2 separate regions of the Homo sapiens genome follow, and region 1 is linked to region 2. Evidence: chromatin loops called from intact Hi-C (ENCODE). Cell type or tissue: Calu3. All regions are shown on one strand.

The links. Peaks named below come from ENCODE experiments on the same cell type or tissue, not always from the same donor. Only the 100,000 strongest peaks of a DNase experiment are listed, where the experiment ranks them.
Region 1: a loop joins it to region 2, with 4 times the contacts of the local background. A loop is called at or near these places in 2 of 110 quality-filtered maps.

What each region holds. Positions count from the first base shown.
Region 1 is chr1:216,030,211-216,038,210 of GRCh38, forward strand. All of the region lies in intron 32 of USH2A (usherin), which reads right to left. Among named protein-coding and RNA genes, the nearest start is that of USH2A-AS2, 38 kb to the right of the region's middle. In Calu3, no CTCF peak of the experiment used is centred here; a DNase peak (open chromatin) is centred at 4,521.
Region 2 is chr1:216,191,206-216,199,205 of GRCh38, forward strand. It overlaps USH2A (usherin), which reads right to left. Exons shown (of 72, transcript NM_206933.4): 18 at 7,110-7,379; 19 at 5,348-5,517. It overlaps USH2A-AS1 (USH2A antisense RNA 1), which reads left to right and starts at 2,517. Exons shown (of 4, transcript XR_922596.4): 1 at 2,517-3,024; 2 at 4,538-4,720. In Calu3, CTCF peaks have their summits at 2,744 and 3,051; a DNase peak (open chromatin) is centred at 3,036.

The DNA of each region.
Region 1 (8,000 bases), 160 kb before region 2:
ATATATTATATATGATATATAGATATACATCACAGATATATAATATATATGATATATAGATATGTATCACAGATATATAATATATAAGATATATAGATATATATCACAGATATATAATATATATGATATATAGATATACATCACAGATATATAATATATATGATATATAGATATACATCACAGATATATATATGATATATAGATATATATCACAGACATATAATATATATGATATATAGATATATATCACAGACATATAATATATATGATATATAGATATATATCACAGATATATAAATGATATATAGATATATATCACAGATATATAAATGATATATAGATATATATCACAGATATATAAATGATATATAGATATATATCACAGATATATAAATGATATATAGATATATATCACAGATATATAATATATACGATATATATATATAAATCAAAATACACTGATAATATCAAATATACTGTTAAAGACATATTCAATTTAAGATAGCTATCAAGTATTGGGGTGAGTGAAAAAGAAGTTTTCTTTCCAGTTTCATGAATGAGTCATTCCTTGACTGAAAGAAGTGACCTGACCTTTCCTAGGTATTAATTTTTTTAATCTACAATACAGAGATACTATTTAGAAAAGAATTTGTAAAATTATCAAAGGAATTTTGTCCTTTAGGGAACCAAAGGATTTATATAGACTCTCTAAAAAACAATAAAAAAAAACTGACAAAAGACATGAGGAAAGAATACTTTGAATTTAATTTCTGCCTTTTTTTTCTTCTTGTATATCCAACACAACTGGATTCCCCTAATATCCCTGATATCTGTGTACTGGGCATTTCTCTATATCATTTACAGCTTTAGAGATTTTAATCCCTCTCTTCCTTTATTTTGAGAGAAAGGACATCCTCATAATCTGAGAATTCAGGGGCTGTTAATAATGGTATTCTCCTACAGTTTACTAAATTTCCTAAATCAGATAGAAAGACAAAGACCCTAAAGCTTATCCAGATGTGCTTTTATAATGATGTCACTAGGCTTTACCCCATAATTGAGCCCCCTATAAATATATGGTTGTAGGCTTAGTATCTACAGCAAGGTTAATGGAAATCTGCACCAAGGGTAAATACTTTAGCAGATTGTGTCATCAGGAAATATTTAAACACTATTTAAAAGGATTTAAAATAAGCAGATTTTATTTTACACTGACTAATGCATATAAATACAATACAATAGAGCTGTTAACAAATAAACATAATGCGTTTCTCTCCTCTCCTCATCCTTTTGCCATCTGTATTGTTAAGTCCAATTAGCTTCTTGCATTTAGTGTTCTAACCCACTTGTCCTTATGCCTGCTAAATGGAGAAAACAGCTACACAGACTCAGTCTTCGCTATGTTGAAGCAATGATATGTTCCAACTATGTGTTTTCTAAAGCACTGATTGTCTTGTGGTATTTCTGAAAATCCTTCAATGGTTCTCTCTTGCTTCAGAACAAAGTTCAAATATCTCAACATAACTTAGCACCTTTGATAATCTCAATCCCACCTTGCTTCTCACTATTGATTACTTACCCAGGGTGCACACTCATATTAAACTCTTCCCTCTTTAATTTTTGTGAAATGCGCATTAATAGTTCTGTGTCTAGTGACTACGCAACCATGGTCCTTATGTTTGCCTGTTCCTCAGTTCTTAAACTCGACTCTAAAGCCTGTGAACATTCTTCTGTGACACTTTATCTTCCACACTGGGTTGAACCCTTCTCTTTTGTTGTCACACATGTTACAGAATTTACCACAGGTTGGACAGCATTCTATTTAGTTTTATGTATTTCTGTCTAAGCAATTGAACTGGGAATGATTTGAGGAAGAATGACAGTATCTTAGTTTTATAAATAACTTCTAACCTCTGAGGTACATAGTACCTGCTCAACAAATATTTTCTGAGTTAAATTGAACATGAAGTTTAGAGACATGCTTTTTTTTTGCATGCAGAGGATGTTTTGCATTAAGAATATTTATGATGATATAACAATAATTTCCTTATTTCTGCGACTAATAGCATGGGTTGTTGATTATTTACCATTTTTAGAAGAGTTATGGGACCTATGCTAATCTTTTTATATGCACTATCACATTTAATTTTTATACTAAATCCCTAAAGTAGGTACTGTTGTTACCATTCTACCAGGAAACCAAGGCTTAGTAAGGTCACAGGGTAAGAACCATGCTTGAGTGATTCTGCTTCTGAACCTGTGGTAGGAAGAATTCTAAGAATGACTCCCAGTGACACACACCTATATACAATTTTCCCCCTTTGAGTGTGGGTGGAATCTGTGAATTTCATGAGATATCACACTTATGATTATCTTACCTTATATGGAGAAAAGGAAATGAATCCTGGTGGGTGCAAACTAACTACGAGCAATTTAAAGCAGAGTGTTTTCTCCAGCTGGAGGCAAAAGTCAGAGAGATTTGAAGCATGAGGGGGACTGGATATCCTCCATCATTGAGATGGAGGGAGCCATGTGAAAGGACCTGAGGTGGCCCCTAGAAGCTGATAGCAGCTCATGACTGACAGGCAACATGGAAACAGGGACCTTGGCCTTACCACTGCAAGAAACTGAATTCAGCCAGCAACCTGAATGAGTCTAGAAGTGAATTATTTCCCAGAGCCTTCAGATGAGAGCCCAAACTGCCCCAACTCTTGATTTTGGCCTTGTAAAGCCCTAATTACGAACCCAATTAAATCCACCCAAATTTCTGATTTACAGAACTTTGAGTTAGTACAAGGTATTGCTTTAATACCTTCACTCCCAGGCCTGGCCCATAACAATCTGCCATGATGATCTCTCAATCTTCTTCCTCATCTGCTGTAGCAATGGAAATAACTCCAGAGCTCCCTTGGAAGTCATGTGTTAAATAAGACAGAATCTGAATCTGCATCTGCCTGCATTCCTGAATGACTGTGCAGAAAAAGGAAACTCTGTGGACCAAACTTTGTATGCACTCAATGCTAAGTGAACAAGAAATAAACTTTTATTGTGTTTTCACTATTAAAAACTATCATCTCTCTGTATGTATATGTGTGTATGCTTATAACATCTAGGTTATTCTAACAAATATAGAGAAGGTTTTATAAGATCTGAGAACTCAAGGAAGACAATGATTCAGCCATGTAAAGAACTGGGGAAAGTAAATTCCAGTCAGAGTGAACAGAAAGTTCAAAAGTCTGCATGTAGGAAAAGGCATGTGGTATTTCACAAAACAAACCAACAGAAATAGAAAACCAATGTAGTGTTGTAGAAATAAATGAGAATAAAAGAATGATATAAGGCTAAGAAAGTAGATAGGAGCCAGGTGATAAGTGTAATAGGGCAACAGCAGTTTGGATTTTAAGACTGGATGTGCAGATCTCTTGAGCTCAGGAGTTCAAGACCAGCCTGGGCAACATGGTGAAACCTCATCTCTACAAAAATTAGCCAGGTGTAGTGGCATGCACCTGTGGCCCCAGCTACTCGGGAGGCAAGAGGATCATTTGAGCCCAAGAGGTCGAGGCTGCAGTGAGCTGTGAATGCGCCACTGCACTCCATCCAGCCTGGGTGACACAGGAAGACCCTGTCTTAAAACAAGAACAGCAAAAAAGTTTGGATGTGAAGGATGAAGGAGGAGTAATCAAAGATTAATGCTGGGTTTTTGTTTGGGAAAAAGAATGAATAGTGTTACTTTTCCCAAAGATAAAAAACTCAGAAAAAAGAGCACATTGGTAGGATGTGGCAGATAAAATAAATTCAGTTTTAAGGAGTTGGAGTAAAAACACTTGTAGCAGGAGTGCCCAATATGCAGTGAGAAAAATGTTCATGGCTTAGGAAAAATATCTGAAGACAAGGACTACTGAGTTTTCAAAGGGAGATTGTGTGGAATGTTTCAAGAGGAATCCTGGGGGAAACCAACATTTGTGCGTGGAAGAAAATGAGGAAGAGATCACACCAGAGCTTGAACAGTAATAGGGAAAATTGAGAAGGTGAGGTATCACAGACACCAAGAGAAGAATGTTCTGAGATGGAGGAATCATCAATAAAACATCATGAATTATACAACCTCCACTCTGTCCCTGAATTGGAGACTACCAGAACATTGACAATCTAGGTGAGAACAGTTTCAACTGAGTGGCAAAGTAGTTGTGGAGTCAATGGAGGTGTAGTGGATTGAATTTTGTCCTCCCAAAAGGTATCTCCATGTTTTAACTCCCTGTACATGTGAATGTCACCTCATTTGAAAATAAGGTATTTGCAGATGTCATGAAGTTAAGTTGAGGTCATACTGAAAGACGGGGAGCCCTAAATTGAATATGACTGTTATCCTTAGAGGAGGAGAGAACTTTAGAAGAAGGGAAAACACTATGTAATGATACAAGCAGAGATTGGGGTGACGCAACTGCAAGCCACTGACTGCCAGGATACCACTGACTGACAGACACCTGCCAGAAACCACTGACTGTCAGAATACCACTGACTGCCAGAAACCACTGGAGGGCGGGATAGGCAAGGAAGGATTCTCCCCTACAGTTTTCAGAGAGACAATGGGCCTACTGATACCTTCATTTCAAACTTCTAGCCTCTCAAACTTCAAGAGAATACATTTCTATTGTGTTAAGGCATCCCATTTTGGGTATTGTATTAAGCAGCACTAGGAAACTAATCACTCCTATAAAGAATCAAAGAAAGCAAGCCAGGGAAGTAAGAGATGTGATTGTGAAGATGCAAAAAGTAAGGCTGGGAGCATTCCAGATGGAATTGATTATCACCTTTTCTAAATATTTTCATTACTGTCATGGGCCATATCCATCTTAAAACTGATTGTGAACACACACCTTAAATTCTCTAATATGTTTTAGGTATTTCAGGAAAGTTTTAGAATGTTATTAATCACAGCATCAAATGCACAGCACTAGAGTTACACGTTGAATTGTGTTCTCCCCAAAATTCATATGTTGAAGTCCTAGCCTCTAGAACTGCAGTTGTAATTAGCTCAGATGAGCTCAACAAGGTGGGCCCAAATCCAATATGACTAGTGTCCTTATAAAAAGGAGAAATTTGTACACAGATAAGCACACAGGGAAAACATTATGTGAAGATGATGGCAGAGATTGGGATGATTCATATACAATCAAGAAATGCCAAATATCGCCAGCAAACAACCAAAACAAGGAGAGAGGGATGAAACAGATTCCTCCTCATAGCCTTCAGAAGAAACCAGTCTTGCCAATATCTTGATCTGGGACTCCCTGTCTCTAGAAGTGTGAGACAGTCAATTTCTGTTGTTTAAGCCATCTAGTTTGTGTTACTTTGTTACAATAGTCTTAGCAAGCTAAAACACATAATTGAGCAACAAATATTTGTATATATTTGCTATATATTGGATGATTAAATGAAAAATCCTAAGCTACAGGAAAGCCTACCTCAATAAAATTGTTTACCAAGTTTAGCATGTTAATTATATCCAAATTATGCATTGGTATTTATTGTTATTTTCTCTAAAATATTAATTTACTGAGTCTCAGTGTTTTTTCAACTTAATTCATTTAAACTCAATTCAGTGAGTTTGTTGGATGCCAGTTGGGTCCTTATTCCTATGTGAGATATTACAGAAATTTTGAAAATAAATAATGGCATAATAACTGTAACCAATGCACTTACATTCTTATTTTTAATCAAGATTTACTCCTTTGAAAATAAGTCAATATTGCAAGATAGAATGTGTCCAAATGACAAATGTGTAGGAATTTGATATGGAAGAGTCTATGAGTCAAATGAAGATGTGGGAATTGAGGTAGATCATCAAATATACATAACGTTTTGATGGTGGTAGATAGTGCTAGAGGTCATCTATGGTATTGGCTAGAAGGAAATTAGTAAGACGATCAACCTGATTAAATATAAGGTGAAGACTAGGGAAAACTAGAGATAAGTATTAATGGTTAAGTGTAGTCAGGTTCCCGAAATTTCTTTCCTTTCTATCAATTTTATCACATATATTAAAATTGGGAATAACATTACAAAAAGAATCTGACTTCTAATATCCAAACTGTAGAGAATTTAAAAGATTGAACGACTCTCAAGGAAAAGAAAAAAAAGCAATACCAGACTCCCATTATTAAGAGATAATCACTATTAGTATTTTGGTATATGTCCATATGGGGACATACCTATATATGTATATGTACACATCCATGTATATGTATCTATGTATATACACATATATTTTAACGAATTAGACTCAAATATGTGTAAAATATTTGTTGTTATTATCTTTCCAAATTAAATATTTTTCTACAGCATCATAAACTTTATGGTCACACAACATTACATTGTTGGAAACTCAGAATGGTTTATATGGTTTGTTTGTTGCTAGTGTACACGGGTCAGTGACTTCATGTGCTAAATTCTAATTGCACAGATGAAGCATTTCTATAATTATTTTCTAGATCTGAACTTGGAGAAAGAGGTAGATGTTTCAGTTTGCAAATTTTCCAATGGCTTTCTGGAAGACAGGAATTTAACAACTAACAACATCTTAGCAATTGCCTGTAGATCAGAGGGTTCTGAATGTAGGTACAGGAACACAAAAAATTGTTGTACTGATTTACTCTCCCTCCTATATCTCTAAGAAAAAGACAGTGACAAAAGAGAACATATAAGGGAACTACAAAAATTTCATGGAAAATGGAATTAAAAAATAAAAATATAACCTTTGTTTCTCAACATAAGCTCAATCAAGGTCAAGACATTTTTGTAAGTGATGATACCAGCCACTTAGTCCATCTCTGAATAACTGACTGTTCTGGGAATTTAACCATGTCAATGCAGTCTTTTTTACATTATTAACTGAAGAAAAATGGGTGCTCCTTAAAGATTTTTTTAAGATTAGGAAACGAAAAGAAGTCAGAAGGAACCAAATCAGAACTGTAAGATCCTAATGATTTTCCGTGAAAACTGTCATACAATTTCTCATGTTCAATGAGAGGAATGAGCAGGGGCATCATCATGGTGAAGAAGGACTCTAGTGAAGCTGTCCTGGGCATTTTAATGCTAAAGCTTTGGCTAACATTCTCAAAACACTGTCATCATTAGCAGATGTTATTGTTTTTTGGTCCTCCAGAAAACCAACAAGCAAAATGCCTCAAGCATCCCCAAAAAACTTTTGCCATGACCTTTGCTCTTGACTGGTCCACTTTTGCTTTGAGTGAACCACTTCCACCTCTTAGTAGCCATTGCTTTGATTGTTCTTTGTTTTCAGGATTGTACTGGTAAAGCCATATTTCAACTCCTATTACAATTATTTGATAAAATGTTTCAGGATATTGATTCCACCTGTTTAAAATTTCCATTGAAAGCTCTGCTCTTGTCTGTAGCTGATCTGGGTGCAACAGTTTTGGCACCCACTAAGTAGAAAGTTCACTCAACTTTTTTTTAACTTTTATTTTAAGTTTAGGGGTACAAGGGCAGGCTTGTTACATAGGTAACCTTGTGTCATGGGGGTTTGGTGTACAGATTATTTCATCACCCAGGTATTAAGTCTAGTACCCATTAGTTTTTTTTTTTTCCTAATCCTCTCCCTCCTGCTACCCTCCACCTCTGAAAAGCCCCAGTATGTGTAGTTCCCCTCTATGTGTCCATGAGTCTCATCATTTAGCTCTCACTTATAAGTGAGAACATGTGGTATTTGGTTTTCCGTTCCTATGTTAGCTTGCTAAGTTTAATGTCCTCAACTTTAATTTTTCAGTCAGAATTGTACAAAGTGAACCAATTGAGATGTGTATGATGTTGGTTGTTAATTGTTTGTCTTCCTCAATTAGGAAACAGACAAAATGAATATTTTCCCTTCTAAATTGATGTGGATGGTCTGCCACTGCAGGCTTCATCTTTAATACTGTCTTGTTCCTTGTCCTTTAAGGAAAATGAGTTATCCACTTGTAAACTGCCGATCTCTTTGG
Region 2 (8,000 bases):
TAACTATGAGTACAAAACTAATTTTCTTAGGGCTACTGATACATAGTCATATAAAATAATCTTCCATAAATATAAATACAGATAAATGTAAAGTTCAGTAACATTTGGAGTAGTTTTCTAGAGACTTTCTCTTTAGGGGTAAAATAAAATTCATTTGGAATATTTGCCTAGGTGTTGACTTTAAAATTTCGTAAGTTACATGAGTTGTTCTAAAAAGCAGTGAGATTGGAATGTAGAATACAGTGTTTCAATAACATTCAGAAATAAAGGTGTTTTTAAAGATTCTAAAACTCTAGGAATAATTTAAATTTAAAACTTTAAAACCATTTCCTTGCAATTACATTTTGAAATAAGAAAAACATCAAATACCAAGTAATTCTTTATTTTTCTAATTTTAAAATCATTATTGATATAATGAAGATACAAACTTTTCTGTGAAATGTGATTTAAAATTTTCTAAGTAAAATAAACCTTGAACTGAGTTAAACTTATGAATATTGCTGTAATATTCATCCCTTTTAGAATAATCCTGGTAGATTTCAATGTAAATTTTTAGAAAATGGTATTGTTTTTAGGATAAAGTACATGAAGCTATTTCTTATTTAATTTAGGAAGTACAACTATTTTTTAAGCAAAATATTCTTTGTAGCAAGAACCCACGATGAAATAAAATAAGAAAGAAGAAATCTACACTAATATTTATTTTGAAAAGGCTTTTCCTTCTTTACAGATGATTATTATAAATTACATTATTTTAAAAATACATTATTGGCCCCAGAACTTGCAGCATAAAATTATCACTTGGATAGACTTTGTCTTTATCATGTACATAGAGTCAATTTATAAGTCTTATAAAATCTATCTAATTGAAAGTTTTTCATGAAATAAGTCTTCAAAGGGGTAGGAAAAATTCTACAGCAGCTTGATCCCCCACAATGAATCCTACATCATCACCACTTTTACGTATCCCCCCTGTCTCATTCTTAGGCAAAGGTTTCTTACTAGTTATTTTTATAGTAGATTTTCCCTGGGAATTTTGGCTATTTATTTACAAAGATTATAACAAGACATACTCAGGTCAGTTCAGATACAAATTTAATCATTGAGAAGGTAAAAAATTGGACTTTGTTCTGCTACTTTTGATTTCATTTCCTTGAACAGAGAATATTTGCACAGGAGAGAGAGTTCAAAAGAGAATAAGGTAGGCCCAGTGCAGTGGCTCATGCCTGTAATCCCAGTATTTTGGGAGACCGAGGCGGGTGGATCACTTGAGGCTAGGGGTTCAAGACCAACCTGGCAAAGATGGCAAAACCCTGTCTCTACTAAAAATAAAAATTAAAAAAAAAATTAGTCAGGTGTAGTGGCACACACCTGTAGTCCCAGCTACTTGGAAGGCTGAAGCACAAGAATTGCTTGAACCCAGGAAGAGAAGATTGCAGTGAACTGAGATTGCGCCACTGCACTCAAGCCTGGGTGACAGAGCGAGACTCTGTCTCAAAGAAATAAAAATAAAAAAGAGAATAAGGTGATATATCTATGTCCTTATTCCAGTTCAGCCATAAGGAACAGCCTTTTAAATAACAACAACAATAATAAAAATATTTATTTTCCTGCCCCATTAAATGATAGCTAGTTTATAAAGTATAATGTAGTTCCACACCATTAATAATAATCACTAATAATAATGTGTCAATATTTATCAGGCTCTTTAAGCAGGTAGGTGAGCAAAAATGGTTTTCCCATTTCACAGATGAATAAAACCAGAAGCAGAGAGACGTGTGATACAGCTAATAATTGGGAGATGTGGAATATGAACAAACAGGTTGACTTCTAAGGCTGTATTTTATAAATAATATTTCTCACCTTATTTTTTTCTTAGAACAACAACTACTATAATATAAGTAATAGATAAATCAAAACTGTGTTTTACAAAGAAAGAATAGTTTATAAAGCCAGAGAATAGTAAAAACAACAAAATAAAACATTGAGTATAAATGAGATACAACATGGCAAAGACCACATGAAAGTTACAACTAACTTTACCTTAAATCCCATGGTATACCAGATCGGTAGACTAACCTGTTTAAGTCAAAATATATATATTATGCCAGTTGTGTATTCATCATGAGATAATTGCAAATGAGTGAACACGTAGACAGATTAATGAAAAATAAGTAATCATAAATTATTTATTGGCTCTTCTTTTTCATCAGTATAGAAAATAAAATTGTGTGTTGTACATGGGTTCTGGTCTCCTAAAAAGGCTTAGAAAAAAATGGCAAACCTATTAGTAGTGGATTGTATAGTGTCTCCCAAAAATTCAGAATAAGACCTTGTTTGGAAATAAGGTCTTTGCAGATGTAATTAATTAGTTGTCATCCTGGATTTCAGGTTAGCTTAAAATCCAATGACTGGTATTTTTATGGGAGAAATGAGACGGACACACAGACCCAGAGGAGACAGAGACACAGAGTAGGACTTGTGAAGACAGAGGCAGCAGATATTAGAGTTATGTTGCCACAAGCCAAGGAACACCAGGAGCCACAGGTAGGTAGAAGAGAAGAATTGTCTCCTAGAGCCTGTGGGGGACCTGGCTGTACTAACACCTAAATTTCCGTTGTTTTAAGACACTCAGTTTATGTTAATTTGTTACACCAGCCCGAGGACACAAATACTCTAGGGTACAAAGGTCTGACTTCCTAGCTTAATTTGAGATAAGCTAAGAGGGTCATTTCAGCTCCAGAACTACCCACGGAATCCGCTGAGGCTGCTTCCACTATTGCATCACAGTTCAGCTTCTTTGCTGCTCAATCCTACATACTTTATCACTTCACATTTGTTGTTTCTGAAAGAGTTCCCCCAATAAACCTCCTGTACTCAGTCCTCTACCAAGAGTCTGCTTCCGGGGGAATTTGCCCTAAGATAGTCGTAACAGGACTGGCCCTAGGAAGGAGACTCTAAAATGATATTTTGGAGCTCCATCATCCACTTGCTGGTTTACAATGATCTCATCATAGACAGCAGGTAGAGTACTAACAGTCCACAGCATGCCCTAGTGGTGCAATGCTTAAACTTCCATTAGTGGTGAACTGCGATGAGTTACCAGTAGAAGGTAATTCACTGGTTTGGTGGAATTAGTAATTACAAGGACTACTCTGGGGAAACTAGTAATTATAAGGACAATGCATGGATCTTGCTGGTCGCCATCAATGCACTGAAGAAAGACAAAGGAAATCTGAGGGTGATTAATCACCAATTTAAGACAAACTATAAATGCCACCTTGACAGTATTCTTTATATCGATAGCATCATATTAAATGAATCAGACAAACAAGAAATGGTAGGTATGCAGAGGTAAGACATATGTGTTCTAGAAAGTGAGACAGCAATATTATGAAGATTAAGGAATCTACCATATCAGTGAAGTTTTTAGGAGTTCAAGTGGCCTGAGACATGCTAGGATATCCCCTCCAAAATAAAGGACAAATTATTGCACCTTGCTTCTACCACCACTAAGAAGGAAACAAAATGTCTAGTTGACCTCTTCACATTCTGAAGGGAGCATATTCCACATTTGAGAATACTGTTCTGAGAAATTTACTGAGTAATATGGAATGCTGCCAGTTTTGAGTGTATCCCAGAGGCGGAAAGGGCTCTGCACCAGGTCCAGCCTGTGGTACAGGCAGATGAGCCACTTGGGACATAACATGTAGTAATTTTTACAGCACTAGAGGTAAGCATTGTGGGAAAAAATGTTGCAAGGCACACATAGAAAGAGAATCACAGGGCAGATAGACCCCAAGAGCTTGGAACAAAGGCATAACATGTAATGGAAACTATATACCATTTGCTAAATGGCCCTAGCATGCTTTCAGGCTTCAGTAAAAACAGAACATCTGGTCATGGAACACCAAATAGCCATGCAGCTAGAGCTACTTTTTTATAATCTTGGAATTGTCTCAGCCAAGTCTTGAGGTTAGAAGGGCCCAACAGAAATTCATCATAAAATGGAAGTGGATGTCTGAGATTGGGTATAAGCAGAGCCAAAAGCCGTAATACATTGTGCAAGCAGGTGGTTCAGGCCCCCATGACATCCACCATTCTTATACTGGTGGCTCAACCTCAGCTCATACCTATGACCCATGGGAGGTCCCTTAAGAGCTGAAAGAATGTGGAAAAAAAGCAGAATTTAGTTTACAGATAGGATGTCTTGGTATGTGGCTGCAAGTCTAAATGGTAGCTGTTGCTCTAAAACCCTTGTCAGAGATGACCCTGTGAAACAGCAGAGCGAAGAAATCCTCTTAGTGGGCAGAACTTCAGGCAGTTCACCTGGTCACCCATGTTGTGTGGAAAGAGACGTGTCTCAAGGTAAAATGTACCTGGACAATATGGCAGTGGCTTGGAAATATTGGCCAAGGGCATGAAAAAAAAAGATGGAAGGATCAGGAACTAGGAATTCATGGAAAGAAAAATGTGGCTAGATCTATGGGAGTAGGTATAAAGTGTAAAGATCTTTTTATCTTATGCTAATGCCCAGAGAAGAGCATCTCTCTCAGAGGAGGCACTGAACAGCCAAATACACAGAAGAACTTGTTCGGTTGACATCCTTCCATCAGCTTCTGCTATTGGCCACCTGGATGCTGGTAAAATGGGCAGAGAGGTATATCAGCCACAACTGTAAACTGGAGAGAACAAGAGCCTCCTATCCTCTAGGATTGCTGTATGTATCAGATGAATTAGTTCACGTACACAGTAAAGCCTCAGTAACTTTTAGCTATGATAATTATTCTCACTACTGCTAGCTGGGGGATGAATTACTAGAAGGCAATATATGACTGTATATTCAAAACTTTGAACATATTCATAATTCATTTTGTTATAAGCTGTGATAAATTCAATTCTTCAGATTTTTGAAGTAGAAATGTATATGAAATGTACATATAAGAAGTTTTATCAATGTTATTTATATTTCCAAAAGAATTAATACAATACAATATCAACTGAGTGTGGACTGGTTAAATAATTATTGTGTGTCCAAATAACATGATAGTACACAGTTAATGAAAGTCAACTTCATGTAAAATATTTAAGGATACATGATAAATGGAAAAAAAACAAGTCTTATGAAATAAATTATACCAACTTAGTTTCAATATATGATTATACTGGAAAAATACAAGTGACATACAAAGAGGGAGGCTTGTACACATAATATTATATTAAGAAAAAATGCCCTGTTTAATCAATATAGAGGGAGAATTCTGTCACAGAATTCTGCAAACTCAAAAAATGTCCAAATGAAGCCCTAAGCCAATTCTGAAAGGACATTAGTTAAAAATAACAATACCTGTGAAAACGCCATGGGAATAGACTGTTGAGGTGATTGTTCAGAAAGCATATTGATGTCATACCCCACAACTTTTCCTCTTGTAACATTATCTGCTGGCTTCTCCCAGGAGATATTGAGAGAGTACGAAGAGAGGGGAAAGACTGAAGGAGGGATCATGAATACAGGTGCTATCAATGAGAACAATAACAATAACATCAAAACAATGAATGTCGTCCCTATATATTTTTAAATTTAATTCACACATTCATTTAGTTTCTGAAATACCTTTACCTTTTAAAATATTCTGCTTTGAAAAAGTCCAAGAATATGCTGGTATATGTAAAAGGTATTCACTTTTTAAAATGTTATCTGAAAGTATATTCTCCATCTTCATATTACCAGCTACTTTCTACTTGCAAAATAAAAATCTCATAGGAATTTGCTCATGTTCATAAAGATAGGAAAGTGGATAGATAGGAAATTATAAGTCTTACGAGTATCTAAAAAACGTCACAAAAATAGAACATCTCAGTTCAAAAAGTTCAGAAAAATGCATGGTGATGTACTGGATTTCCCATGTAGGGAAATATGTCATTGAGCCAATCCAATGCAGCTGGCTGAATATTATTCTTCAGAAAGAGGTAAACCTAAAGCATTCTAAATAACCCCAATGAATGTCTCAAAGTTTTTGTTAAATTTTTCTTGAAATGTTCAGGTTACATACACATGCATTTCCCTTTCCCCCCTGCCACTCCTGAGCTCTTTACAGGGATTTTAAATGTGCTAACCAAAGGTGTATTATCAAAGGAACTCATTGCACTTTCATTAGCTAGTGACCCATAAGATTACGAGGGACCAGTATTGCAGTTTCACCCATTACTTTTCATTTCTGACCTTGATTTTCCCCTTCCAGAATGCCATGCCTCATCACTTGTGCTATCATGGCTCTATTATTTGTCCAAGATGGCTGGTAGTCATTAAGAGATGCTCAAGCACAATGCGTATTTTATTCATGAAATGATTCCCTTGGACATCAACCTAAAGCTACCCTCATCCTCCATATTCCTAACAGGTCAAGTTTAGATCAGGGTTTGGGTTTCTTTGATATCTACAGATTAAACACATAACAAAAGTGTATTTTTTTTCTTAAAGGCTCATGAAATTTGAAGTGTTTTAATATAAAAAATAAAGTGGAGGATTAAAAATTTTTGCCTTAATGAAGATAATCCAGAAAATTTAGATATGTTGTCCTCCTTCCTTATCATCATGCCAACTGCTTACAAGCACACTTGTGAATTATAGATTTTGATGTCCACGATTCTGTCATTATGTACAATCTAGTATCTAAACTATTTATTTTGGAAAGATAAATAAAAACAAAGACAAATTTGTGGAATTGGTGACAGTTATCTCTTTCATTGAACATAAATTAGGCTGTATATGGAGCAAGATGAGACATGTGTCCAATCCACTTCAGGAGTGGAAACCAAATGCTATTTTTGACAAACATTCCCAGAAGACTATAACTATAGTTAAGCCATTTTCGCCCCATGAATTAATAACTAAAGCATTTACTTTTGCCCCCTAGAACTTGCTGCAAGTACTTTATGACCTTGAGTTGTTTATGTAACAAATCCATATATATGAAAATTTTCCTTGGTCTATGGAAGTTTCTAATTCTTGCTTTTCAAAATGTACTTTCACAGTACTTTGACTTTAATTTGAGGAAACATTTGCATTCAGAGGTTTTAAAAGTAGAATTTAAAACATTGATCTTTACCTGATTCTCCCGTTCTTTCTGAGACCCAGGCAGAAGACACACTTCCAGCCATATTCACAGCTAAGACTCTGAACTCATACTTGGTGTATGGCTCCAAGCCAGTGATGGTTGTCATTGTTTGAGGAGGTTTTAATGCATTTTCATTGGCCGATTCTACAAATGAATGAGGACTGAGCCAACCACTGCTCTGAAAAACTCGACTTTCCTCAGATGTGGTTTCTTTAGTAGATCTCAGTCTTCTCATGTATAGTTCATATCTTATAATTATTCCTAGAGAAATTAAATAGTGAACCTACGTAACTCATCAGACAAAGGGGTTACTTTAGGGGTAGGGTAGGGACAGGTCAGTTAAAGAGTGCTGGATATTCATTGTCTTTCTAATTAGATTACTGTCAATTTCTTTAGCATTCAAAATGTAGTGATTTAGTAGTTTAGTAATCTAGATGACAGGTACATAGAAGACAACAAACTGCTATATAGATGAATGTATAAAATACTATTAAAGGCATACTCATGAGGAAAACAAACCAAAATGGATAACACATAGACAAAAAATAACTACACTTTATCATAGGTAAATTCAATCTTTTTCAGAATTGATATTCACAATTTCTGTTAAGAATGGCCAGTTCTTTTGGGGAATTTGATCATTATAGCTCCAGTCTGTATCCTTTCAAATTTGGAGGTTTTAATTTAACTTGTTTAACATAAGCCCTGTTTGCATAAATGTTATAGTCAATCTCTACCCAGTTTTACCAAATAACTTTACAAATCTAAAGAAAGATTTTGCTATAATATGTACATGATATAAATGATTAAAAATCTGTGAATGTGTGTCTGGCCTATATAACCAAGGGTTCAAATGCATGAATGCAAAAATTAACTTAATGG